2 separate regions of the Homo sapiens genome follow, and region 1 is linked to region 2. Evidence: chromatin loops called from intact Hi-C (ENCODE). Cell type or tissue: breast epithelium. All regions are shown on one strand. Region 1 overlaps MCC (MCC regulator of Wnt signaling pathway). Region 2 overlaps MCC (MCC regulator of Wnt signaling pathway).

Region 1 (2,500 bases), 74 kb after region 2:
GTCACCCCTAGGGAGGCCCAGTGCAAGTGCAGAGAAACTGCTGTCGGTGCACACTGGCCTCAGAGTCCTCAACCGAGTGGAGTGGGCCTTATTCGGAGGCACGGGGAGCAGCCTGCCCACTGCTGGAAAAGGCCAGAGCCCACTTGAAAGCCGTGGCCTCCGTTTTCCAGTGGTGCTCCCCCTTTCATGGTGGTTTGGTCCCCTAGAAACCTTCCTGGGCTGCCACAGGCCTGGGGTTCAGCTGGGGGCTCCCTGCCTGGTCACCATTCACCTTGGGCTGCCAAGGGCCCTTGGGCCAGCCCGAGTCCCTATAGTGAACACTATACTCAGACTATCCTGTGAAGGCCAGGGGGTACCCTACTCCCAAAGTGGTTATTGCTGTGTTGTGCACCCCTGTGTTTTTCATGGTACATGTTGCAAACAACAGAAGTAAACACAGCAAAACAGCCCCCTTCGGTGCTGCTCCGCAGGGACGGCTGCCACAGCCTGGGACACCTGCGTACACGTGCGAGGGTGTGACACGCATCTGTGGATCATGCCATAGGAGTTTTGTGCTTCAACTTTTGTTGCCTTAAATATACCTTTTTTAAGTTCTGACCACATGAGTATCTTTTTTATTACATATATAATATCTTTTAACCTATGTCCTCAAAATATCACCACCATTGTCGATATCACTATAATTTCACTTATTACAATTATCACTGTAATGTCCACATGATTTCCCTCCTTTTGATAGGTGTGATAAATCACTAAACTGTATTTTAGATTATGTTCCTTTGTATGTGTATCTTTTTGCTTCTGTGGAATTATTTCCTTAGAAATTCATTTCTAGAGTCCACAGTGTTGCGTCAAGGAGTGTAAGCATTTGTTATTCTTCATACTTAATTCTTTCCTAAAAGGTGGTATCATTTTCCTATGCTGTGAAGAAAACTGATTTTTGGATTACCATCTAAATAACACTGGGGAGAGGGAATGTGGAGAAGAGTGAGGAGGAAAGATCTATTTGCCATGACTTGGAATAACACAGGGTGGTGGGTCTTTGTTTTTCTTCTTTCTCAGCACAACCAGCTCCACAGCCAGTAGTTGCGACACCGAGTTCACTAAAGAAGACGAGCAGAGGCTGAAGGATTATATCCAGCAGCTCAAGAATGACAGGGCTGCGGTCAAGCTGACCATGCTGGAGCTGGAAAGCATCCACATCGATCCTCTCAGCTATGACGTCAAGCCTCGGGGAGACAGCCAGAGGCTGGATCTGGAAAACGCAGTGCTTATGCAGGAGCTCATGGCCATGAAGGTATGTGGTGGGTGGGTCCCATGTGCTAGGCTGCCACCAGGAGGAAATCTAAACAACCTCTGAAAGCAGGTCCAGCAGATAAGGAGGAATCAACCCCTCCTGCCCAGAGAAGAGCTAGACCCTTGTTTATAGACAGAGCTGGTTTCACTATGTCTGGGGGTCACTTGGGCTGCGTGTTTCTGGACAGGGGAGTTGAATTTCTAAGGGATTTCTCAGGGTGTCCCAGCCCAACTTTGGAGCCCTTCATCCTCTAAGAGAAGCCAGGTCAGACCTCTGCAGGGTGGAGCCTCTGTCCATCTAAATTGACCCCTAATCTCAAGAATGCTTGGAAATATGTCTTGGGTTGCTGATGCTGATGTTAACTCCGGCAGGGGGAGAACAGGGTGAGGCCAGTTGTAGAGTTTGGCCGAGAGCCCTAGTTTCCTGACACCCTGTACCTTTGGTGCAATGTCGAGCCTGCTCAGACCATAGTGCCCTCCAGTGAAGGTGTACAGTGCTGTTGAGGTCAGTGTTTCAGTGGATCTGAAACACTGGGCCCTTCAGCTGCTAGTGGAGATACCTACCTGCTGGTATTTCTACAGAAGGGAGCTTTCTTGGAAAGCTGGTGTCCCCTACTGGGAAGTAGTTAAACCGCCATACCTACAACAAGACATCACTTTGCCTGTTTCTGGTGTGGAATGCCAGGCACCAGCCCTTCACCTGGTACCTGCTCTTACAAGGCAGCTGTGGTATAAATAAGACCATATCTGATATTTGTCCTTGGTTTTGGGACAGAGTTTGAGAAACCCTTGGAGTTTCTTGCTGAGCTAGGGGTGTCTTTGTGATGCTGATGAGGTGACTTATGGTGGGCCCTAGACAGCTTCAGAATGTGGGCTGGTCACCAGAAGGACCAGGCGTGTGTTGGAGGATTGGGACTTTCAGCCACCTGACCTCCGGGGAGGGGAAGAGAGCCAGAGATTGAGTTTAGGACCGGTCAGGAACTGGAGTCTAGCAAGCCAGAGCAGGTCGTGGCAGTGCAGAGTTAATGGCTCCTATTAGGATCAGTACTGTCCGCAGCAGGGAGAAAAACAACCCCCTGGTCGCACCATCTCTGGAGAGTGGAGGGGAGCTGGCAACAGCAGCCATCCTGACACCCTCAGGGGTGACTCACTCAGCACAGCCCTGTCCTTGGGAGCTTCTTGAGCTAGAATCTGGGCGAAGTTT
Region 2 (2,500 bases):
AATCTGACCACTAAGATTTCAGGCCTGCACTAGGAGCTTGATGTTTCTCCTGATCTTTGGGCACACAGTTACCTGTGTGTTGTTGGTATCACGTACATCTTGGTATACATGCAGCCAACAAAACACACAGGCATCTGTTCATCTTCATGTTGTTGCATTTCAAAAACTGTAACCAAAACCTCCTTGTCTGCCAGCAAAACATGTTGTTCTGATTAATTTACAGTCTAAAAAGTATAATGCAATGAAATAAAAATAAAACCCAGAAAGAAGAGTGTTTCTCTCTCCCTGTTTTCCTGTGTGGTCTGTATCAATCTCTTTTTTAATATTTGGAAGTTCTTGAATATGGATCTTATATGAGCTCTTGTTAAGACAAAAATGGATTGTTATATTCATAGGAGAGCATTTCAAAATCCCATTTGTTCAATTATTCACCAAAAGATTCATAGATGAGTCTGATCTTCTCTATGCTATCTGAAAAAATAAGAGGAGATAGTATTGAAGAAAGAACGAGGACTTTATTCATCACTTATTTCCTGTATGTAATAGATTCTTTCAGAGAACTAAAAGGAATACATTTCCTTCCAATAGCTTTAAAACAAAAAACAAAAAACTTTGTTCTTTAAAAGAAAGCCAGCCATTTAAAGGCAAGTCTACTCTTAATTTAAGAAAGAATGCAGTTCGCCCAAAAAACACCAGGTCAAGTAGGGTGGATTAGTTGGCCACAGCTGACTGACAGCTTGACAGCTGTCAAAGCAGGCAGATGACCATCTGGCTCTTCTCCACAAATCATTCCAATCCAATGGAAGGCATGAATGTGCACCCAAAATGAGATAGATAATGTGGATAGTTAGTGACATGACAGTCTATCAAATGCTGTTGACTCCATAGTACTTTCAGCTTGAAGTCTAGATAGCATAGTAAGAATTATACTTCCATTGACTTTTCCCTCTTCTGATTAAATTATTTTACCCCTAACCAATAATGAGAAGGAATCTTTAATAAACAATGAAATATCTTTTCCTTCAGTCATGACATTACAGTTGACCCTCAAACAATGTGAGGATTATGGGAGACAACCTAGGCAATTTCATTCTGCATGGAGGCAAGGGCAAGGATTTCATGACAAAGACACCAAAAGCAATAGCAACAAAGCAAAAATTGACAAATGGGTTCTAATGAAGCTTAAGAGCTTCTGCATAGCAAAAGAAACTATCAACAGAGTAAACAGACAACTTACACAATGGGAGAAAATATTTGCAAACTATGCATCAAACAAAGGTCTTTCCAGCATCTATAAGGAACTTAAACAAATTTACAAGAGAAAAACAACCCCATTAAAAGGCGGGCAAAGGACATGAACAGACATTTTTCAAAAGATATACATGCAGCCAACAAGCATATGAAAAAAAGCTCAATATTGCTGCTCATTAGAGAAATGGAAATCAAAACCACAGTGACACACCATCTCACACCAGTCAGAATGGCTACTATTAAAAAGTCAAAAAATAACAGATGCTGGTGAGGTTGCAGAGAAAAGGGAATACTTACACACTGTTGGTGGGAGTGTAAATGAGTTCAGTCATTGTGGGAAACAGTATGGCAATTCCTCAAAGAGCTAAAAGCAGAACTAGCATTCAGCCCGGCAATCACATTACTGGGTATATACCAAGAGGAACATAAAGCATTCTACTATAAAGACACATGCATGCAAACGTTCATTGCAGCACTGTTCACAATAGCAAAGACATGGAATCAACCTAAATGCCCATCAGTGACAGATTAGATAAAGAAAATGTGGTACGTATATACCATGGAATACTATGCAGCCATAAAAAATACAAGCTCATGTCTTGTGGGAAGATGGATGGAGCCAGAGGCTATTAACCTTAGCAAACTAATGCAGGAGTAGAAAACTGAATACTGTGTGTGGGAGCTAAATGATAACAAATGGACACAAAGAGGGGAACAACAGACATTGGGGCCTACTTGCGGGTGGATGGTGGGAGGAGGGAGAGGAACAGAAAATATAACCATTGGGTATTGGGCTGGGTGATGAAATAATCTGTACAACAAACCCCCCAAGACACGAGTTTACCTGCGTAACAAACCCTCACATGTACTCATGAACCTAAAATAAGAGTTTAAAAAACCCCAACAATATGAGGGATAGTGGCACCAACCCCTACACTGTGCAGTTAAAAATCCACACATAGCTCATGACTCACCAAAAACTTAACTACTAATAGTCTACTGTTGACTTGAAGCCTTACGGATAACATAAGCAGTCAATTAACACATAGACTAGTATCTATTAGGTTGTGTGAAAGCAGTTGCGGTTTTTTCCATTACTTTCAAAAGCAAAACTGCAATTACTTTTGCATCAACCTAATGTATATATTTCATGCATTTATGACATACCTTAAAAAAAGTTTGTTTTTGTATTTCTAGGCTATACGATTCATCTGAGTTTTTTTCAAGTTGTCACAAATTTCCAGAAAAT

What was found. A loop is a pair of places that touch in the nucleus more often than their neighbours do. Peaks named below come from ENCODE experiments on the same cell type or tissue, not always from the same donor. Only the 100,000 strongest peaks of a DNase experiment are listed, where the experiment ranks them.
Region 1: a loop joins it to region 2, with 7 times the contacts of the local background. A loop is called at or near these places in 1 of 110 quality-filtered maps.

Annotation. Positions count from the first base shown.
Region 1 is chr5:113,052,522-113,055,021 of GRCh38, reverse strand. It overlaps MCC (MCC regulator of Wnt signaling pathway), which reads left to right. Exons shown (of 19, transcript NM_001085377.2): 15 at 1,063-1,297. Among named protein-coding and RNA genes, the nearest start is that of DCP2, 77 kb to the right of the region's middle. In breast epithelium, no CTCF peak of the experiment used is centred here; a DNase peak (open chromatin) is centred at 1,211; H3K27ac peaks cover 1,094 bases.
Region 2 is chr5:113,126,523-113,129,022 of GRCh38, reverse strand. The region is part of intron 5 of MCC (MCC regulator of Wnt signaling pathway); the gene reads left to right. Among named protein-coding and RNA genes, the nearest start is that of DCP2, 150 kb to the right of the region's middle. In breast epithelium, no CTCF peak of the experiment used is centred here; no DNase peak of the experiment used is centred here.